Regions from separate parts of the Homo sapiens genome. Here region 1 is linked to region 2. Evidence: read pairs that join two places in POLR2A ChIA-PET (ENCODE). Cell type or tissue: MCF 10A. All regions are shown on one strand. Each heading gives the region's core, and the rest is flanking DNA. Links, peaks and the distances in the headings are about the cores only.

What was found. Peaks named below come from ENCODE experiments on the same cell type or tissue, not always from the same donor. Only the 100,000 strongest peaks of a DNase experiment are listed, where the experiment ranks them.
Region 1: POLR2A ChIA-PET joins it to region 2 with 20 read pairs; 25 of 35 experiments call an interaction of 5 or more read pairs at or near these places.

What each region holds. Positions count from the first base shown.
Region 1 is chr17:75,744,958-75,750,332 of GRCh38, forward strand. ITGB4 (integrin subunit beta 4) reads left to right here. Exons shown (of 40, transcript NM_000213.5): 27 at 3,884-4,088; 28 at 5,154-5,311. Among named protein-coding and RNA genes, the nearest start is that of GALK1, 18 kb to the right of the region's middle. In MCF 10A, for the core only: CTCF peaks have their summits at 3,033 (motif pointing left) and 5,106 (motif pointing left); DNase peaks (open chromatin) are centred at 3,024 and 5,084.
Region 2 is chr17:75,677,573-75,682,947 of GRCh38, forward strand. The region is part of intron 3 of SAP30BP (SAP30 binding protein); the gene reads left to right. Among named protein-coding and RNA genes, the nearest start is that of SAP30BP-AS1, 4.5 kb to the right of the region's middle. In MCF 10A, for the core only: a CTCF peak has its summit at 2,218 (motif pointing right); DNase peaks (open chromatin) are centred at 2,449 and 3,909.

The sequences.
Region 1 (5,375 bases), core at 289-5,288, 67 kb after region 2:
TTTTGCCATGTTGGCCAGGCTGGTCTTAAACTCCTGATCTCAAGTGATCCGCCCACCTCGGCTTCCCAAAGTGCAGGGATTACAGGTGTAAGCCAGTGCACCTGGCCTTTCTAGTTTTTAAATGTTGGCAACAAATCCATAATTAAAAACAAAGGCGGGGCATGGTGGCTCACACCTGTAATCCCAGCACTTTGGGAGGCTAAGGTGGGAGAATCACTTAAACCCAGGAGTTCAAGACCAGCCTAGGCAACGTGGTGAGACCATGTCTATACATATAATTTAAACATTAGCTGGGCATGGTAGTGCATACTTGTGGACCCAGCTACTTGGAAGGCTGAGGCAGGAAGATCACTTGAGGCCAGGAGGTTGAGGCTACAGTGAGCCATGTTCATGCCACTGTACTTCAGCCTAGGCAACAGAGTAAGACCCTGTCTAAAAAAATAATAATAATTAATTTTTTAAAAATCAAACAAAAAAACAAAGAAACAAAACCTGGCTCAGTGCAGTAGCTCATGCATGTAATCCCAACACTGTGGGAGGGCACAGTGGGAGGATCACTTGAGCCCAGGAGTTGCAGGCCAGCTTGGGCAACATAGTAAGACCCTGTCTCTATTTTAAAAAAATAATAATAATAATAAAGGCCAGGCGAGGTGGCGTATGCCTGTAATCCTAGCACTGTGGGAGGCCAAGGCAGGTGGATCGCCTGAGGTCACGAGTTCGAGACCAGCCTGGCCAACATGGTGAAACCCTGTCTCTACTAAAAATACAAAAATTAGCTGGGCATGGTGACACGTGCCTCTAATCCCAGCTACCCGGGAGGCCGAGGCAGGAGAATTGCTGGAAACCAGGAGGTGGAGGCTGCAGTGAACCGAGATCATGCCACTGCACTACAGCTTGAGCGACAGAGTGAGACTCTGTCTCGAAAAAAGAAAAAAAAAATTATCTCAAAAGTAATAAAGTCTCGCCTCCCTGGGCCCACAGGCCCATTCAGCAAACATAGGGGAGCGCGTAGTCAGCAGGCCCGGGCTGCCTGGCCACATCCTAATTTTATTTACTTCTTTTTATTGACAGGAACTGTTCTCATTATTTTTCCAATGTCCCCCCATAAAAATTCCAAAGAATAATTTTTTTCTTTTAAGAGACAAGGTCTCCCTCTAGTCCAGGGTGGAGTACAGGGGCACAGTCCTAGCTCTCTGCAATCTTGAACTCCTGGGCTCAAGCAGTCCTTCAACCTCAACCTCCCAAGTAGCTGGGACTACAGATGTCCACCACCGCACGGCTAATTTTGTATTTTTTTTTCTTTGAGACGGAGTCTCACTCTGTTGCCCAGGCTGGCGCGATCTCAGCTTACTGCAACCTCCACCTCCAGGGTTCAAGCGATTCTCCTGCCTCAGCCTCCCAAGTAACAGGGACTACAGGTGCGCACCACCACACCCAGCTAAATTTTGTATTTTTAGTAGAGACGGGGTTTCACCATGTTGGTCAGGCTGGTCTCGAACTCCTGACCTCGTGATCCGCCCACCTCAGCCTCCCAAAGTGCTGGGATTACAGGCATCAGCCACCGCGCCCGGCCATTTTATATTTTTAGTAGAGATAGGGTTTCGCCATGTTGCCCAGGCTGGTCTCAAACTCCTAGGATAACATGATCCTTTTGCCTTGCCTTCTGGCTACCCTGTTACACTTGTATAAAGATGCTTTGAGGCTGGGTACAGTGGCTCATGCCTGTAATCCCAGCACTTTGGGAGGCCAGGGCGGGCAGATCGCTTGAGATCAGGAGTTCAAGACCAGCCTGGCCAACATGGCGAAACCCTGTCTGTACCAAAAATACAGAAAATTATCTGGGTGTTGTGGTGTGCACCTGTGGTCCCAGCTACTCGGGAGGCTGAGGTAGAGCCCAGTAGGTGGAGGTTGCAGTTAGCCGAGATAGTGCCACTGCACTCCAGCCTGGGTGACAGAGTGAAACCCCTGTCTCAAAAAAAAAAAAAAAAAAAAAGCTTTGATATTTGTTTTTTAAAACATTTTAATTTCTCACCTTTTTATTTTTAAAAACTTCAACTTACAGAAAAATGGAAGGAACAGTAAAACTAGCACCCATTTACCCTTTACATAGATTCACCGATTGCTAATATTTGCTTTCTCTCTCTTTCTATATAGATAGCAACATAGAAATATAAATAGAGATGTGGACATCTGTATCTTCACATTGATTATACTAGTACCTAAAATTAGTCCATATTCCAGCCAGGCGTGGTGGCTCACACCTGTAATCCCAGCACTTTGGGAGGCTGAGGCAGGTGGATCACCTGAAGTCAGGAGTTTGACACCAGCCTGACCAACATGGAGAAACCCCATCTCTACTAAAAATACAAAAATTAGCCGGGCATGGTGGCACACGCCTGTAATCTCAGCTACTAGGGAGGCTGAGGCAGGAGAATCATTTGAACCCAGTGGGTGGAGGTTGCAGTGAGCCAAGATTGCGCCACTTCACTCCAGTCTGGGCAAAAGAGCAAAACTCCATCCCAAAAAATATATAAAATAAAATAAAATAGGTCCATATTCCAATGTCCCCTTGTTCGGATGTCCCAATAATGTCCTTTATAGCGTTTTTCCCCCCAATGCAGGAACTAATCAAGGATTTGGCATTGACTTTTGTCACGTGTCTTGACTCCTTTAATCTAGAAAAGTTTCCTGGCTTTGTCTTCCGTGACACTGACTTTTGTTAAGACAAGGTCTCGCTCTGTCACCCAGGCTGGAGTACAGTGCCTCACTGCAACCTCTGCCTCCCGGGTTCAAGCAATTCTCCTGCCTTAGCCTCCCGAGTAGCTGGGATTACAGGCACCGGCCACCATGCCGGGCTAATGACACTGACGTTTTTGAAGTATCCATGTAGGTTGCTTGCAGGCAGCTCCCTGGTTTGTTTTTTGTTTGTTTGTTTTACAACTATGGGTCTCACTTTCTGAGTTGGGTGGCATGAGGTTGCCTCCCCAGCCATCGCCCTGGCTGCTGCGCCTGGAATTGAAATCTTGCCCTGAAGTGCCACCTAGTGGTCTTCTATGTGAAGGATTTTCTTTTTCCTCCCAGTTCTTATCCTGGAAAGCTCAGGCATGCTCCACGGCACTGAAAGGAAGATGGGTGGCTCACGCCTGTAATCCCAGCACTTTGGGAGGCCAAGGTGGGCGGATCGCTTGAGGCCGGGAGTTCAAGACCAGCCTAGGCAACATAGGGTAACCGTGCCTCTACAAAAAAAAAAAAAAAAAAAATAGCCAGGTGTGGTGCACGCCTGTAGTCCCAGCTACTCAGGCGGCTGAGGGGAAGGATGGCCTGAGCCCAGGAGGTCAAGGCTTCAGTGAGCTGTGATTGTGCCCCTACACTCCAGCCTGGGTGACAGAGTGAGACCCTGTCTCAAAAACAAACAAACAAACAGAAACGTGGCTGGGCATGGTGGCTCATGTCTGTAATCCCAGCACTTTGGGAGGCCAAGGTGGGAGGATCACTTGAAGTCAGGAGTTCGAGACCAGCCTGGCCAACATAGTGAAACCCCATCTCTACTAAAAATACAAAAATTAGCTAGGCGTGGTGGCAGGTGCCTGTAATCCCAGCTACTCAGGAAGATGAGGTGTGAGAATCATTTGAACCTGGAAGGTGGAGGTTGCAGTAAGCCGAGATCATGCCACTGCACTCCAGCCTAGGTGACAGAGTGAGATTACGCCTCAAAAAAAAAAACAAACAAAAAAAACACAAAAACCTGAACCTCGTGTAAGTACTCCACCCAGCAAGCAGGGATGGTCTCTGCAGTGTCCATGAGGTTGGGAGGGAGCGTGTGGCCATGACTCTTGCCTCAGCCCCCAGCCATGACCCTGACCCTGACCCCCTCCACTCCCAGGACTACATCCCCGTGGAGGGTGAGCTGCTGTTCCAGCCTGGGGAGGCCTGGAAAGAGCTGCAGGTGAAGCTCCTGGAGCTGCAAGAAGTTGACTCCCTCCTGCGGGGCCGCCAGGTCCGCCGTTTCCACGTCCAGCTCAGCAACCCTAAGTTTGGGGCCCACCTGGGCCAGCCCCACTCCACCACCATCATCATCAGGGACCCAGGTAGGCAGAGCCTGGGGGTCGGCTTAAGCAGGAGGAGAGGGAAGACTGGGGGGTCTCTCAACTAGGTCTGTCAGACTTAGCAAATCCAAACACAGGACGCCCAGGTAAATCTGAATTTCAGGTAAACAACATACACGTTGGTAGGATAAGTATGTCCCATGCAATATTTGGAACATACTTATCCTTTTTTTTGCAAAATGGGCTGGGTATACTGGCTCACACCTGTAATCCCAGCATTTTGGGAGGCCAAGGTGGGAGGATCACTTGAGCCCAGGAGTTCTAGACCAGCCTGGGCAACATAGTGAGACCTCGTCTCTACAAAAAATAAACAAATTAGCTTGGCATAGTGGTGTGCACCTGCAGTCCCAGCTATTCCGGAGACTGAGGTGGGAGGATCACTTGAGCCCAGGGGGTCTGGGCCGCAGCAAGCTGTGATCGCACCACTGCACAGCACCTGGGCCATGGAATGAGATCCTGTCCCCCAAGAAAAAATAATCTTGTTGTTTATCTGAAATTCAAATGTAACTAGGCATCCTGCATTTTATCTGGCAACCCTACAGCTAGAGAGGCTGTTGTCACCACACAATAGGAATTCTCCCATCAGACCCTGGCCCTTTGGCTTCAGCCTCAATTCCAACTAACATGCAGATGCTTGTGGAAGGAAGGAGTGGGCCAGTTAGTTCCTATCAGCCCTCAGCCTCCCAACTGGGAGAAAGCCTGCCAGGAAGATGGGAGAGGAGGGAGATACTCAGGGTACAGTGTGGAGATGGGGTGGGGAGCAAATGTTCTCATGTGGAATGTTCCCTGAGCTGCCAAGGGAGAAAGGGGCAGACCAACTCCCTCCCGCTTCTGTTCCTCCAGAGACCCTCCTGGGTCCTCCGCCAAGCTTGGCAGGATGCTCTATGTGGCAGCAATGGGGCACCACCAGGTCTCCAGAGACGCGGGTGGGCAGGTCTGAGTTGAATGCGCTGGGTAGAGCGCCCTGGGTGTTGAAGTGGGTCTCTGGCGCCCCCTGGTGGTGAAGGGGGATCTGAGTGGTTGCCCGGCCCCAACCTGACCCGTTAGATGAACTGGACCGGAGCTTCACGAGTCAGATGTTGTCATCACAGCCACCCCCTCACGGCGACCTGGGCGCCCCGCAGAACCCCAATGCTAAGGCCGCTGGGTCCAGGAAGATCCATTTCAACTGGCTGCCCCCTTCTGGCAAGCCAATGGGGTACAGGGTAAGGCGGGGGGCTGAGGGTCACGACAGGTGGATGGGCGGTCTGGCACCAGCACTCACAGAAG
Region 2 (5,375 bases), core at 281-5,280:
AGATGTGAACCACCGTGCCTGACTAATTTTTGTATTTTTTTTTTTTTTTTTTTGGTAGAGTTGGGGTTTCACCATGTTGGTGAGGCAGGTCTCAAATTCCTGACCTCAAGTGATCCACCCACCTCAGCCTTCCATAGTGCTGGGATTACAGGCATGGGAATCCCATGGGATTACACCCAGCCCTTTTTTTTTTTTTTTTTTTTTAAATCAAACGGCTACAGTTTGGTGCTGCCACCTCAATTTGTTCTAAAGGCTAGCAGTTTACCCACCATTGCTTGTGCAAAGGTCAACACGATGAAAAAGACAATGACTTAAAACGGTTTTGACTTTGCAGACCCCTTAGAAAAACTACTATTATTCTAAAACAGAAATCATGGGTCAGTGATTCAGTAGTTGTTTGAGAACTGTTTTTATTGCTCTGAAAATGTCCGTTAAGTTGTTAGCCTTATGGGGTCTTGAGCCATGTTGAGGGTGGGTTAGTATTCAGAGTAAGATGATTCAGCCCTGGCATGGTGGGGAGGAGTTCAAGCTCTGGAATGAGACTGGGGTTTTCTTGGGGAAGTCCTTTAACCTCAGTTTTTCTCATCGCGAAAATAATCATCATAATAAAATCTGTCTCATTTATTTTAAGGTTCAACTAAGTAAAAATAAAATGCAGTTGTCCCTCACTATCTGTGGGGATCCCAGGACCCCCTCCTCAGATGCTCAAGGTTCTGATATAAAATGGTGTAGCATTTGCATTTAGCCTTGGGAATCCTTCTGGATACTTTAAATCATCTTATGATACTTGATACAATGTAAATGGCTGTGTAACTAGTTGTTAGACTGTGTTGTTTAGGGAATAATGACAAGCAAAAAAGTCTGACACGTTCAACACAGACACAATTTAAAACACACACACACACACACACACACACACACAATTGGAGGTGAGTTCTGGCCATGGATTCAGAACCACAGATCCAGAGGGCCGGCTGTACTCGACTCAGTATGTCTGGTGTGTGTTTGTTCAGTAGCATTGGCTGAACTGACCATCACTTCCAGTTCCACCTGTGCACACTTCCCAGGCTGGTCATACCATGTTGTCGGCCGGTTTTGGAAGAGCAGATTCCATGTTTTAAACTGGAGTGCTCTCAGAAGAGCAGTCATAAAGGTGAGGGGACTCAAAAGCACATCACCTGAGGGAAAGGTAGAGCTGGAAGACAGAAGACTCGGGAAGAGCCGGGGTTGCGCTCTGGTGTTTGAAGGTCTGCTGAGGGAAAGGCTAAGGCAGCCTGAGGCAGACCTGAAGCCGCGCGCAGAATTCCACAGAAGTTTACCTTCATATAACGAAGGACCTTTTGTGATCTCCGGCCACAAGTGGGTTGAGCTGTTTCATAAGGTAGTGAGCTCCCTGTTTCTAGAGGTTTTTCAGGCAAGTTTTTTTTTTTTTTTTTTTTGAGACGGAGTCTCGTTCTGTCGCCCAGGCTGGAGTGCAGTGGCTCCATCTCAGCTCACTGCAAGCTCCGCCTCCCAGGTTCACGCCATTCTCCTGCCTCAGCCTCCCGAGTAGTACCTGGGACTACAGGCGCCCGCCACCACACCTGGCTAATTTTTTGTATTTTTAGTAGAGACAGGGTTTCACCATGTTAGCCAGGATGGTCTCGATCTCCTGACCTCGTGATCTGCCTGCCTCGGCCTCCCAAAGTGCTGGGATTACAGGTGTGAACCACCATGCCCGGCCTTCAGGCAAGTTGTAAGAAACGACTTGTCATCAACATCATAAAATCTGTTGGTAGAGGTTGGATTAAACTCCAGGGAGTTCCCTGGGAACCCCCTAGGAAAGGACTTGGGCATTATACATAAGCAAAGTTGAGTATTCTCTAACTTTGTTATCTGATGACTTTAAAATATGCACAGACTGGAATTGCCCTGGTTTTTATTGCTCTGATGTTTGGGGTTACCTGTGAGCACAGAGTCCCATGTTTGGGAGCGTGAGTAAGAACTAACTCTGGCCCACCTGGGCAGAGAGACTTGGTCCTGTCCTTTAGGTTGGGGCAGCAGGGATTGGGCTCTGCAGGTGCTGAGTTTGCCCCAAACTAGCGAACAGGAGATTGGAGAAGGAGGCTGGGCGTTGCATAGGAAACAAGCTTTGTTTCCTGTGTTCCATTATTTTTTCGTCTCTAACTTCAAGTTTCTGATCTTGTCTCTTCGGTAAGCAGCAAATTAACAGGAGGTGGCACTGCTGTTCTGGAAAAAGAGCAGACGTGACAGTCCTGGGGCCAGCACCTCACTCCGGGAAAGGAGTGCCTGGTGGCTGAAGTGCTTCCTCCCCCTGTTTACCTTTGGCACCCGAACATCCCTTTCGCCACTCTCCTTTGTCCATTTTTACCTCGTTTGCTCTGGACGGTTTCCCTTGTTTATTTTTTTCTCCACTCCTACAGTTCCTGTGGATGAAGCTGTTTCCATTCACTCACTGTCCCTGACACACCCTTCCTTTGAAAACAAACATGGGGGTTGAGAGCCTGGAGCAAGAAAGATGGAGCAGCCTATTGCCAGCTGACTGGGAGGGACTGGGATCGCCGGCCTCCCTGAGGTGCTGATCTAGGAAAAGATCTAGATCTCACGCTCTGATCTAGGAAAAGAATCCTCCCAGCCCAGGAGTGTACATCTGTGAAAACAAAATTCCGTCTTCTGGGTCAAGGAGGTGGCATCAGGTGGGGGTTGGGGGGAATTGTTCTGGCATTTTTTAAAAAGGCGTGTATAACCCCAGTTAAGAGAAGACATTTTTAAAATTCTAAGATCCCTAAAGTAGTACTAAAATGTGGAGCTCACAAACAATTTAGAGCCGGTCTGGTGGACTTGTGGTCCGAAGACCTGGGTTGTGCCCTGGCCTGGCTTCCCTCTGGCTGTGGAACCACAGGCCTGTAACTTAAGCTTCACTCGGCTCCATTTGGGCAGTCAGGGCCGTGAGACCCCCTTTGCAAGGTGGTTGTGACTGCGGCGTGAGAGAATGTACATGAAGGTGCTTTTCGCAGTATACAATGCACTTGTTAGCAGTGCTTGGCCTTTTCAGTGTAACTAAGTCTGATTATACGCCCTTATCCTGTAGGTTAGAAGGCGCCACGATTTCTCGGCTCACTGCCCTTCATGTCTCCATAGTTTTTCACAGACCTCTGGAACAAAAAGAAATGCCTAATGGCTGAGTGTGGTAGCTCAAGCCTGTAATCCCAGCACTTGGGGATGCCCGAGGCAGGAGAATTGCTTGAGCACAGGAGTTTGAGACCAGCCTGGGCAACATGGTGAAACCCGTCTCTACAGAAACTACAAAAGTTAGCCAGGCATGGTAGTGTGTGCCTGTAGTCCCAGGTACTTGGGAGGCTGAGATGGGAGGATCATTTGATCCTGGGAGGCAGAGGTTGCTGTGAGCCGAGATCTGTACCACTGCACTCCAGCCTGGGCAGCAAACCAAGACCCTGTCTGAAAAAAAGAAGAAAAAATGCCTAACGAATGGTTCTGTTTCTTATGTCATTAGCTTCAGACACTAAGTATTACTGTCCTCACAATTCAGTAGCTGCTTAAAAAAATAATATGTGTAAGTGTGTGTGGTATGTGACATGTGGAGTAAGGCTGTGTTTCCTGTAACAGTTTTGTTAAATATCCTGTGGCACCTTTGTGAGTTTGCTGGGTTACCCCAGGTAGTAGTCTGGGAACTGTGGCAGTAGATTGTCTTAAGAGTTCCAGAGTGGGGGCCTTGACAAGTCCTCACTTAGCCTCCTCTGGAGGCCCAGCCGGGTGAGTGGTTCTCTGCCTCAGTGGCTATTCATACCCATCCTGAAGAAGACCAGGTCTCCCAGTTGACGGGAGTTACTGACTCACAGTCTAGATGAGGATTTGTATTGGGCAGAGCTGACTCGGTAATTCCCTCACCCACTCTCCTCTCAACTCCTTCCCACTGTCCTTGCATTACTCCTGATCTTTTGAAGTACCAGAATCAAATATCTGAAAACTGCCTAAGGGGCTAATCTCCCAGGAATTTGTTGTTGACTGCTGATTATAGGAAGAACTTTGAGGAGCCTGCCAGCAATTGCATGCAGGCAGCACTGCAGGTTGAAATCTTATATTCTTTTTATTGAACACAGACCCAGAACACGGGCAGCTTCTGCAGGATTGCTGCAGAGCACAAGTGTTTCCCATCTGGGCTCCTGGTATATTCGCTGCCCTTCCAAGACTCTGGGATCTGAAAGGAAGATGCTGTGGCTTTTCATAAACAAGCAGCAAAGGGTTGCATTCCTCCTGATATTGAAGGATATTTAGGAGGGTATGTGATGTGGTATGAGATAGGAGCCCCGAGTCCTTTTGCAGCATTGCAAACAGGTTGTTTGTGTGCCTTTGTTGATGCGCTGCTGGCGAGCCCTGACAACTGAGAATTACTCTGCAGAACGAAAGAGCAAACTTGAGCTCTCAGAGCTTAAGCTTGGACTTTTTTTTTAATGGACAGAGTTATTTTTTTATAAAAATATAAAATGTTTTTATATTGTGTTTATTTTTATTTTTGTCAAATTATTGTAGCAAGATTGAGTATTTTGCAAAAGGAAAAAAAATCACCTAATCTCATGATGCTAACCATACGACCATTTTTTTTTTTTTGAGACGGAGTTTCACTCTTGTTGCCCAGGCTGGAGTGCAGTGGCGTGATCTCAGCTCACTGCAGTCTCCACCTCCTTGGTTCAAGCGATTCTCCTGCCTCAGCCTCTCGAGTAGCTGGGATTACAGGTGTGCACCACCACACCCGGCTAATTTTGTATTTTTCAGTAGAGATGGGGTTTCTCCATGTTGGTCAGGCTGGTCTTGAACTCCTGACCTCAGGTGATACACCTGCCTCGGCCTCCCAAAGTGCTGGGATTACAAGCGTGAGCTGGGATTACGGGTGCAAGCCACTGCACCCGGCCTCATACAGCCATTTTTATTCTTCTTTTATGTTTGCCTATAATAACATATGTTTTGCATCCAGCTTTGTCTCTATCTATATATAAACATTTTCAATGTTGCTGTACTGTATAATTATAATAGCAATATGACACAAATGAACAGTTAAAAACAAACACTGAAGAATTGTATGGCATATGAGGCTGGGCGCAGTGGCTCATGCCTGTAATCCCAGCACTTTGGGAGGCCAAGGCGGGCGAATCACGAGGTCAGGATATCAAGACCATCCTGGCCAACATAGTGAAACCCCCATCTCTACTAAAAATACAAAAATTAGCCAGACATGGTGGCACGTGCCTGTAATCCCAGCTACTCAGGAGGCTGAGGCAGGAGAATCACTTGAAGCAGGGAGTCGGAGGTTGCGGTGAGCTGAGATCACGCCACTGCACTCTAGCCTGGTGACACGG